2 separate regions of the Mus musculus genome follow, and region 2 is linked to region 1. Evidence: chromatin contacts called from ENCODE POLR2A ChIA-PET data. All regions are on one chromosome and are shown on one strand. Each heading gives the region's core, a stretch centred on a gene start or an enhancer-like site at or near the end of the contact. The rest is flanking DNA. Distances are from core to core; before and after follow the strand shown.

The links. ChIA-PET counts read pairs that join two places held with the same protein, here RNA polymerase II (POLR2A).
Region 2: POLR2A ChIA-PET joins it to region 1 with 12 read pairs in embryonic stem cell. The contact joins the promoter of Rrm1 here to the promoter of Nup98 in region 1. POLR2A ChIA-PET finds 5 or more read pairs at or near these places in 3 of 5 experiments (Patski and embryonic stem cell).

What each region holds. Positions count from the first base shown.
Region 1 is chr7:102,208,778-102,214,688 of GRCm38, reverse strand. Nup98 (nucleoporin 98) reads left to right here and starts at 4,523. Exons shown (of 33, transcript NM_001287164.1): 1 at 4,523-4,671. It also overlaps a transcript of Pgap2 not described here.
Region 2 is chr7:102,439,611-102,445,489 of GRCm38, reverse strand. It overlaps Rrm1 (ribonucleotide reductase M1), which reads right to left and starts at 3,795. Exons shown (of 19, transcript NM_009103.3): 1 at 3,447-3,795; 2 at 2,415-2,503. The coding sequence starts at 3,465.

The DNA of each region.
Region 1 (5,911 bases), core at 3,274-5,773:
CAGTGGTTAAGAGCACCTACTGCTCTTTGGAAGGTCCTGAGTTCAAATCCCAGTAACCATATGGTGGGTCACAACCATCCATAATGAGATCTGATACCCTCTTCTAGAGTGTCTGAAGACAGCTACAGTGTAATTACATGTAATAAATAAATAAATAAATCTTTAAAAAAAAAGAATTCAGGGGCTGGAGAGATGGCTCAGAGGTTAAGAGCACTGACTTCTCTTCCAAAGGTCCTGAGTTCAAATCCCAGCAACCACATGGTGGCTCACAACCATCTGTAACAAGATCTGACTCCCTCTTCTGGAGTGTCTGAAGACAGCTACAGTGAACTTACATATAATAAATAAATAAAATTTTTAAAAAAATAATTCATGTGGTAATATCTATGGCAATCACTAAAACAGTAATAGTATGAAAGAGACTAGGAAGCGAGATCAGCATAGTGAATTCTAGGCTAGCAATGGCTACTGAGTGGGAGTTTACATAGTGAGATATACATGTGTGTGTGCCTGTTTTATATATATTCACCCATGTGTATGCCCACAGAGATCACAAGAGCATGTCAGATTTCTGGAACTAGAGGTAACAGACAATTGTGACGCTGGATCCCCTGCAAGAGCAACAAGCACCTTGCTGTTGTTGGGTTTCTGGTTTTTGTTTGTTTTTTGATTTTTGAGACAGGTTATCATTGTGTAGCCTTCACTGTCCTGTAGCTTTGTAGACCAGGGTAGCCTCAAGCTCACAGAGATCCACTTGCCTTTGTTTCCCAAGTACTGGGACTAAAGAGTGTGGCCACTATTGCTCAACTGCAATAAAAGTACTCTTAACCCCTGAACCATCTTTTCAGCCCCCAAAATTAAAAAAAGAAAATGGAACTAGCAAAATGGCTCAGCAGCTCAAAACACTTGCTATACAACCCTGATGCCTTGATTTCAGATCCTGAGAACCCACATGAAGGTAGAAGGAGAGAATAGACTCCTGTAAATTGGCCTCTGTATGCAATGGCATATATGCCTACATACACACCCACACACACACCAACTACTACTAGTAATAATAATAAGTGATACAATCGGGACTGGAGAAATTGCTCAGGAATTAAGAGTATATATTGTTCTTACAGACTTAAGCTTCCAACATTTATGTAGGGTGATTCACAAGCACCTGTAATGCTTACACAGATACATAAATTTTTTCTGTAGTTTTTTGAGACAGGGTTTCTCTGTGTAACTCTAGCTGTGTAGACTAGGCTGGTCTCCAACTCACAGATCTACATGCCTTTGTCTCCAGTGATGGGATTAAAGGCACAGGCCACCATACCCACAAATAAATATTTTTTAAAAAACAAAAGTGATTAAAAATCAACACATAAAATTATAGATCTTGAGAGTACAAAAAACTTGTAAGTAAAGCATGTGACATAGTGGTAGAAGGAGTCAAGTATAGTTACCATGTATCTCATATTCTAATAATTCAACTCCTAGGTATAAACACCAAGAGAAACCTGTCTACTAAGATCTTGAATACAAATGTTCATAGCAGTATTATCCATAATGGCTAAAAATGAAAACTCAAGTTTCTATTAACTGATTTGTATACAGAAGATGGTATACATAGAGAATGGGATATTCTTCTTTTTTTTGGAGGGGGGGGGTTCGAGGCAGGGTTTCTCTGTATAGCCCTGGCTGTCCTGGAACTCACTTTGTAGACCAGGCTGGCCTTGAACTCAGAAATCTGCCTGCCTCTGCCTCCCGAGTGCTGGGATTAAAGGTGTGTGCCACCACGCCCAGCAATAACGGGATATTATTAAGTCATAAAAATAAATGACATATTGACACAAGCTACCTATGCCAATGAACTTTAAAAATACTATCCTAAGTGAAAGCACCAGACACAAAAGCCATAGATTATATGATTCCATTTACATTAAATAACTACAGTAAGTCAATGTAAGAGATTAATGGGGCTGGTGAGATGGCTCAGCAGGTAAGAGTACTGACTGCTCTTCCAAAGGTCCTGAGTTCAAATCCCAGCAACCACATGGTGGCTCATAACCACCTGTAATGAGATCTGATACCCTCTTCTGGTGTGTCTGAAGACAGCTACAGTGTACTTATTTATAATAATAAATAAATCATTGGGTCAGAGGGAGCAGGGCTGACTGGACCAAGCAGAGGTCCTAAATTCAATTCCCAACAGCCACATGAAGGTTCACAACCAGCTTTACAGCTAACAGTGTACTCACGTACATAAAATAATAAATAAATCTTAAATAAAATAAGTAACTTCAAAGTCATCATGGTCCTCCTCACTGAAGCATTTCTCTTTCAATGTATCCTCTCCAGTCTTCCTATAAGTACACACCATTTAAGAATCCCAACTTCTGAACATCTACTAATACTTTGAATTAAATATACTCACCTGTTGAGTCATTTAAGACACATTTCAAAACCCATGCCTTAAAACATTTAAAATGGTCAGTCTATTACTTATTGAGGGCAAACTGTGTACCAGGTACCATATCAAATGTTATATTCCTTTCATTTCATTCTCCCAACAGTCTGTAAGTCAAGCAAAATTATCCTTATTTTACAGACAAAGAAACTGATGTCCAGAATTATTGGGGATTTTCCCCATATTATCATAGTTGGGCCTGGATTTAAACTGGGGGTTCTCTGATTCTGAAGTTCGACAATTCTATTATTTTGCTGCTAAAACAATAATTCACTCACCTATGCAACAAATATGTAAATTGTAAGGTACATCAACTATGTGCCAACTCTTAAGAACACTAAAATAAATGTCCAGGGCAGGTTTAAATGTAGTTGCATTTCAAGACTGAAGAACCAAAAAATCAGAGGTTTGGATGGTGGCAAGAGAGCCACTGTAAAGATTCAAAAATAAAACCCTGAGTACTGTTGTTTATTTTGTTTTTAAGACAGTTTCATGTATTTCAGGCTGGCTTTCAGCTTCATATTCTACCTCAGCTACCTAAGAATTGAAATTACAGATCTTGGCTATTATACCCCACCTAATGACTTTCTGATTTAGAGTAAAGGCAAGGAGGAGTGATGGAAAAGCAGGGTGTTTGGACAGAGTGGTTTAGGGATGGTGGTTACAGATGGATGTTCAAACTAGCTTTTCCTGTTAGGCGATTTATACATTATTCTTTCAAGTATATACTGAACATCGACAATATATTATGTTTCTTCCATTTACTGTCTTTAAAAAAAAAAAAGAGATTTATTTATTTTATGTATACCAGGAGAGGGCACCAGATCCCATTACAGTTGGTTGTGAGCCACCATGGGGTTGCTGGGAATTGAATTCAGGACCTCTGGAAGAGCAGCCAGTGCTCTTAATCGCTGAGCCCATCTATCTCTCCAGCTCCTTTAAGATGTTTTTGTTTGAGGGAATCATTTAAAATTCTTAGCAAATCTCGTTTCAGTTCTATATTGATTTCCCAGGACGTGGTGGAGAGGTAGTATGTACCTCTTTTTTTTTTTTTTTTTTTTTTTTTTAACACAGCTCCTGTTATCTGTGAGACCTCAATAATTTAGAGAGGTCTGGTTTCTAGAACATGCCCACTCTTCTGCTCTCTGCTAGATCCTAGGAGAAAAGACACCAAAAGGATGAAAATGAAGCTTTGGCCCAGATCAGGGGAGGGAGGAGGCATAGAACGGAAAATAAATAAGATACAAAGTAACAAGGTCTTTACAAGCAGACTGCCTGAACTTCACCGGGACTTGTAAAGGTTACCAAATGTGTCCTGGAGAAGGCCGCAAGAAACCCAGAACAAGTATAGATTCTGAAAGTGCAGCTGAGGCTGAAGGGCCAAGAATCTCCTCATTGGGCTCAAGCTCTGTTAAGGCAAATCCATTGCTCAGGTCTATTCTAGAGATTCAGAGGGGGAAAGTGTACGGCGAGGGCTGGCTTGCGCTGGAAAGAACAGTGGGGAGTGGAGTGTCTGCAGACAATCTGTGGATTGATGGGTTTCCAGGAAGGGTCCTCCGGCTCTCCAAGTGCAAGCTAGGTGGCCAAGGAGCCTTCCCATCATTGCCCGCAGACAGGAGCTAGAGAAGGATAGAACAATTACCAGGTCATCCTTGGGACTTCCTTCTGATTGGCCGGAGCTTCCGTAGCGAGTCTCCGCGCTCCAAGGAAGGGGGCGGGGCCTGGACACAGCGTCACTGCGGTTTGGTGCTCACTCCTCTAGCCACGCACCAGCCCTCTTCGAGGGGCCTGTGTGACGTCATGAGCCTCTCTCAGCCAACCGTTGCGGCAGAGGGAGTGGGACTCTACATCCCTCCCCATCGTCCCTCCTTTCCCCCCCCCCCCCCCCTTTCCCGGCAATTCCTTACGCTCCTCCTCTTCCCCTCCGTTCCTAATCAGAGACCGCCTCCACGTTCGGTTTCAAAAGGATCGTCACCCAATGAATAACGGTGTGGGCCTCGAGTGGCGGACCGGCCCGCCAATGCCCGGCCGCCAAGGGCGGAGCGGCCGGAGCCGATCTCTGACGGTGGACGGCGTGTGACGCAGTCAGGCCTCTGCGCGCTGCGCCCGAAGCGGCGGTCGGTGGCAGCGGCGGCGGCGACGACGGTTTTTCTGGAGGCCGCGCGGTGAGCGGCGGGTGACGGGCGGACCTGGGCTCTCACTCCAGACGCACCGCTGTAAGTCGGGAGCGCTGCCGGGGCTGGGCGGGTAGATCTTCCTCTCTGTACCGGCATCTGCGCTGGACGCCCGGGGCCCTCTCCGCCGCCGAGTCTCGTGCCGGGCGCGCTCCTTCGGGCCTGCGTGAGGGGGCGGGGCCCGGGGCCTGCGGCCTGGCTCGGGAGGCCCTGGGAGGGGATCCAACTGTGTGGGGCGTAGGCCGGAGGGGTCTCGGGTCGCAGCCCACATTGAGTGAACCTCGCTTTCTCCGGTGCTACTCATTCATTCGCTGGGTGGAGGTGAGCAGCCCGCGGTAGGCAGACCCTTGCAGGGTGGTGCCTTGGGGGGACTTCAGTGAGGTCTCCCCGTCACTTCCTTGACCACTCTACAGGACACGTTTTGTCTAGGGTTCAACCAGAGGGTTGAGTGAGTCAGAACTGTGTTTAGCTTTTTAAGACACTGACAATTGTCTGATAAATAAAATGAAGGGTTCTTTCTGTTCCGTGTAAACCTAGGTGAGAAAGATTGAATTTCTGAGTAACTGGAGCCATAAGCGTTTAAATTGTCAATCGCCCCCACTCTGCCTCAAGTACAGAGGCTTTATTAGTGGGAGGTAGGTAGAGGAAGAGAATCCAGGTGTCTTGATTCAAGTCTAGTAGAATTTGTATACTCTTCCACCCTTCCTCTATGTTCCAGTCTCCCAATATTGGCAATTCTCTATTTGGTAGGGGTAAGGACCCAGCATTTGACATAATTTTCAAAAACACTTCTAGTTTAGCTGTTTTCATGTTCGTTTATATATAGTAAGATAACTTGATTAGTAGTACCCTGATGGGGACTTTTTTTGCTTTTTTTTTTTTTTTTTTTTTTTTTTAACTTCGGAGACAACCCTTGGTTGGCCTGGAATTCGCTATGTAGACCAGGCTTGCCACAGACTCAAAGAGACCACCTGCCTCTAACGCTGAGGTAATGAGATTAAAGGTGTTTGCCATCACATCCAGACTTAACATAGACTTTTGAGAACAAAACTTTAAAAATGATGAAATTGGCTTTAACCTTGGCAGTGCACACCTTTTATCCCAGCACTTGAGAGGCAAAGGCAGGAGGCACTCTGTGACTACAAAGCTAGCCTACTCTTCATACTGAGTTTCAGGACATCTAGGGCTGCAGAGACCCTGACTCAAAAAGCCAAGTGGGGTGGGGAATAAAACCAAGATAGATGTGGTGCAGGCCTGTAATGTCACCAGTTATGGAAATTGA
Region 2 (5,879 bases), core at 2,546-5,045, 230 kb before region 1:
AAGGATGGACTATCCAGAGACTACCCCACCTGGGGATCCATCCCATAATCAGCCACCAAACCCAGACACTATTGCATATGCCAGAAAGACTTTGCTGAAGGGACCCTGTTATAGCTGTCTCGTTCTTGACTCAGTGCCTGGCAAATACAGAAGTGGATGCTCACAGTCATCTATAAGATGGAACACAGGGCCCCCAATGGAGAAGCTAGAGAAAGCACCCAAGGAGCTGAAGGAGTCTGCAACCCTATAGGTGGAACAACAATATGAACTAACCAGTACCCCGGAGCTCGTGTCTCTAGCTGCATATGTAGCAGAAGATGGCCTAGCCGGCCATCATTGGGAAAAGAGGCCCCTTGGTATTGCAAACTTTATATGCCCCAGTACAGGGGAATGCCAGGGCCAAGAAGCAGGAGTGGGTGGGTAGGGGAGCAGGGTGGAGGGAGGGTATAGGGAACTTTCGGGATAGCATTTGAAATGTTTATAAAGGAAATATCTTTAAAAAAAAAAAAAAAAGCAACCCACAAGCACATAACACACGTGGTCCAGGAATCAGCACAGAAAGAGGTGCTTCCCCTGAGCTCGTGGCAGCTGCCTTGTCCTTTGAGACAGTGTCTTCCTGAGCTTAGAACTTGCCATCTTGCTGTACACCTAGGACCTGGCCCTTTCTTCAGCTGCCCAGAGCTGCCATTACACACTGCTGCACACCGGGCTTTTCCACATGGGTGTTGGGATCCAAACTCAGAGTCTCACACTCACAAAGCAAGCACTTTCCCCACTGAGCCATCTCCTCAGCCCACCATACATTCTAAAGAAAAACAAACTCTAAGTTCTATCTACATATTTACTAAATTTTTCTTAAAAACAGCTTAACAGGGAAAGTTGGCCAAAGCCTATCTCCGTCAAAAGTAGTCTGAGTGTGGGTGGGGCCTCTGGTATTATAACATAGCTAAGCCAGTTTGCTTCTGATATCATGTTCTTGACTCAGCAGATAAGTATGAAAGCAGTCAAGCCCACATAGTTTCTGATGTTATGTAGTACTTGGAACAGTATAGCATCCATGTGCTACATCTACTAGCACCCAGACGTCCTCAACAGGATCCACCCTGGAAAGCTGAAGCCCACTAATGCATCCCTGCATGTGGACATGTGCTGTTAGATGAGGCAATAGAATGTCTAAAAACCAAGGTACTCCATTTGTTTCCCATTGCACTAACGTTAATTTAAGCAGTGTCCTCTCTCTCTTTAGACCTATCTTATCTACAGAATAAAGACGAAATAGGATGAGGTCTTAAGATCCATCCCAATATCAACATTCAACTATTTTAATTACTATCTCAAAATCCAAAATGTGTAGAATTATAATAAATATATTTTAAGGTATAAAATTATTTTTTCACTCTGGTAAACTAAGCATGTATTAAGTACCTAGTTAGAAAAATGACACACTGAGGCTAGCCCAAGAATAAGAGGTATTCATGAGGGTTAGAGAGATAGCTCAGCAGTTAAAAGTGTGTACTGCTCTTCCAAAGGACCTGACTTGGTTTCCAACATGCATCACGGGAGATTCCCAGCTGCTTTGAACTAGCTCCACAAGATGGGTAGAATACCCTCTTCTGGCCCTTTCAGGTACCTGCACACATGTGGTAGACACTCACAGAGACATAAACTAAGTCCAAAGGGGGGGAAAAAAAAAACCCTCATGAAAATAGTTGCAGTGGCTGTCTGCACGACAAGACTGGGCCCATCAGCATTCAGGGTTCATGGGGCCCTACCCTTCCCTGAGGAGATCTCTGCAGACCAATAATGGTTGCTGGAGGAGTCTTAACCCTCAGTGGCACAATCACTGGTAAGCTGCCCTTGCTCAATCAAGTAAATTAATTCCAGACCAATGTTCACACAACAACTCTAAGTAAATGAAGTGGGACAGATAGGGACCCAGACACACACTCACAAACACACACATAAACACACATGCACACACTCACACAAAGCACTAAGAGACTTATGGAGAAGATGGCTGTAGGAAGGAGATAAGAGGTCACTGAAGAAAGTATGACAAAAGTGTATTTTACATATGTATGTATAAAACTGTTAGAGACTCTTAAAAGTTAAATGAGTAAGATACACAGCACTCCTAATTCCAGATGACGGTAAATAGAACTAATTTCTACACTGTGTGGCTAAATACGGATAAACAAGATGCCTGACCAGTAGTCACATCAACTGTCCCCTCTTAGTTCATGTTCTGAGTTCTCCAGGAAATGAGAACTTGAAGGACACATCAAAATTAAGGAAAGTGTCAGGCAATAAATTCACATTTAACACTGAAGTATAGTTAAGTGAAGGGCTAGAGGTAAGTGACATAAAATCACATAGCATGCAAAGAACCCCTGATACACACTGTATTTACTTACAGGATCAACAAAGTCCATGTTGAGTCCATAACAGAGTTTCTGGATTCGTGATGTAATTTTGTCAAACATAACTCGCTCTTGGCGGCCATCTAAATAATCAAATCACAGTTAGCATTAGCAGTTATTAAGCGGGCAATACCAAAGAATCAAGTATATTCAGCTTTTAAAACTGTTTAAAACAATTAAGAGATTGTCTTTGGGGTCTGCAGAGACTGCTCAGTGGTTAATCATGTCTACTCGGATTAAGTCTTTGTCTATTTGGGTTAAAAGTCTTTGTCTATCGACCTATGATAGAGGAGGCAGCCCTCTGTGAGTTTGAGGCTAGACTGATCTACACAGAGTAAGTTCCAGGCCAGTCAGAGAAACCCTGTCCCAAGAACAAACAATGTAAAAAAAAAAAAAAAAAAAAAAACCTCCCCACAAAAATGCAGAGGCAGGAGAGATGATACTACACTCCCACCTCAGAAGAGACCAGAAAAATGACAGATGTTCAAAAAATGTGGTGTCCTGCCTTTTCTTTTTTTCCTTATTTCCTCCTACACCAGATCATCGACTCCGCGGTTCTTTTGTCTGTTATTTTGTTTAAGAAATGAGGAAAGACAGGCACAGGGCTATTATGAGCTATGGGTTTCAATTCTAACCTCACCAACTACTAGCTGGGGTGGAATGGGGGTGTTGGGGTGCTTTTTCGTGTCTTTGCAACCTCTTCTAAAAAAATGGAGCCAAAAGCAGCTACCTCTGAGGATGGCGGCAAGGAATAACAGTGCTCGGGAACAATCTCAGACAGGGTTGGAGGGAGTCTGGAAGGGAGCACAAAGTCAAAGTCAAAGGGAACACACAAAGGTCAAGAGAATGGGGACAGACTGAGCAGACACAGGCCCAGCTGACAGACAGGGCGGGAAGCGCGGCGGGAAGCGCGGGAAGCGGCGAGGCGCCGCGGGTCGGGCGGGTCGGGCGGGCCGGCGATAGTGACCGCTGGGCTCTCCGCAGCCGGGTCCCCTCTCCTCCTCCCCATCCCCACGGACCCCTCACCTCGCTTGATCACATGCATCGCCGCTAGAAGCTGAAGTGCTGAGAGGTTCGAGACCAGTTAGCAGCTCCGAGGCGAAGAAGGGACAGAGACGACTGTCAGATGTGAAGGGTTGGACTCCGAGAGGCTGCTCGGACGGAGGGATGGAAGCTGCGCGATAGACAGCACTTTCCTCACCAGAGCAGACTAACCGAATTACGAACTCCTTCCCGCTCCCGCCACCCGTGACGTGCAGAGCAACGCGACGGACGGAATTCGAATGACGTTCTTGACGTTTCAACGCCGGGAGTTGAATGGGCGGAAACTGAGCAGTAGACAGACAGCACACGAGTCCCTTGGCCGCCATATTGAGTGTGGGCAAAGCCCGGGAGACTGCGCTCCTTTCCACCACATTGGGTGAAAGCGGACCTGGCGGGAACGAGTTCTCCTGCCGCCATATTGGGTGTGGGCAAGCAAATCTCCCGAGTATTTTTATTTCATAACAAAAAAGTAACCAACCAGATATCCAGAACACCTTTTTCCTTTTTCCTTCTTCCTCCTCCCTTCCCCCTTCCCTACCCCTCTGACTTTTTTTTTTTTTTTTTTGCTATTTTACATTATGGACATTATGGAAACACCAAGATTTTGTTCTGGTTTGCACTAAAGCCTACAACCCGCAAATAAGAAGCAGATAGGAAGCCCGGGGCTCGTAGGTCTACACTCCTCAGTTAAAGAGTGGGGCTAGACCAAAGGTGTTTGAATTTCAGCCTTACAGAAATAGGGGTACTGTGAAACTCTTATGAAGGCCCACAGTCCATTTGCTTTTACAGTTTTGTGGATGGTAGTAGAGATAGGATCAGCAATAAGATAGTCGTCGCCACATTAATACGTGAAAACAGCCAGACATTATGCAGAGACCAAGACATCTGCGAATACTCAGTCCTAAGGGACTTCTCCATCAAATCCCTCCCCAAATGACTCAGGGGGCCCCATAGAAAAGGAGGAAGAAAGAGTGTAAGAACCTAGGGGGATGGAGGACACCGAAGAATCAAGGCCCTCTATGCTCTTATAAACTCTTGAGACTAAGGCAGCATGCCCAGGGCCTGCCTGCCTTCCAGTTTACTAGTGTTTTTTATGGGATTTTATAGTGTTCGCCTGAGTGTGCGAACAAGTGTATCTCTGATTCTTGTTCCTTCTCATGCATTCTGTCCTTCTGTTGGTTCTGTTCAACACTGATGTGCTAGTTTTCTTTCTTTTTTTTTTTTTCTTTTTTCTTTTCTTCCCTTGGAAGCCTGTTTGTTTTCTAACGAGAGACAAAACGGGGCAGGACCCAGATGGGGAGGAACTGGAAGGAGAGAAGGGAAAACATAATCAGGATATGTTATGTGAGGCGAAAAAAAAAATCCATTTTCAATAAAATGGGGGGAAAGGCTAGGTGAAAAAAAGAAAGAATAGTTAAAGTCGTACTTTAAACCTATTCAAGACAAGTATAAAAACTAATTTCGGTCATAAAACTGATCTTCATAAAATAATGTATGTGGCATTCTTTCGCTAAAACCTATCATTTGCTTCTTACACCCTCCAGAAGGGGTCCATCTCCACCCACAACTGACACATCATAGGAAATCCTACATGAAGCTAGAGGACCAGGGCTATCCAGGGGGAAAATATGATATGGAAACACAATTGATATTCAGATGTTAGGGGAATATAATATCATTTGCTAGAAATGGAGCTGGAGATCATCATAATAAGCCAAGCTTATAGAGACAAATATTGCATCTTTTTTTATAATGTGGAACCGAGGTCTAAAAAATAAAAGCAAACCAAAAATCCAAACTTGGGCCAGCTGCCAAAACTCTAGGTCAGTGCCTAGCCCAGTCCTCATCAAGAGGGGATTCCTTCTGCAGCTGGGAGCAGATATAAAAACCCATAGCCAAACATTAGACAGAGAAAGAGAGCCCAAACTGGAGATTTTCACAGGTCTCTCCCTTCAGAGCTTAGAGAAAGAACTGTAGGAGCCACAGGGGTGGAAGACACCAGGAGAACACGGCTCACTGAGTCAACTAAGCAGGCGTCATAGGGACTCACAGAGACTGACGCAGCAATCATGGAGCCTACAAGGGTCTGTGCTAGGTCCTATGCATGTATGTTACATTTGTTAGGTTGGTGTTTTTATGAGACTCCTAGCAGTGGGAGTGAGGGAATCTGACTCTCTTCTGACCCTTTTCCCGCTACTGGGCTGCCTTGCACAACCTTGATATGGGGGTTTGTGCCTAGACTTACGAATCTTGTTATCTTGCTATACTTGATATCCCTGGGAGATGGACTTTTTTTTTTTTTTTTTTTAATGGAGGAGTGAATGGGGGAAGAGGGGAGTTAGGGGGAGAATGGAAGGAGTTTCAGAAAGACAGGAAACTGTGGTCCAGATATATTGTATGAAAAAGTAAATAATA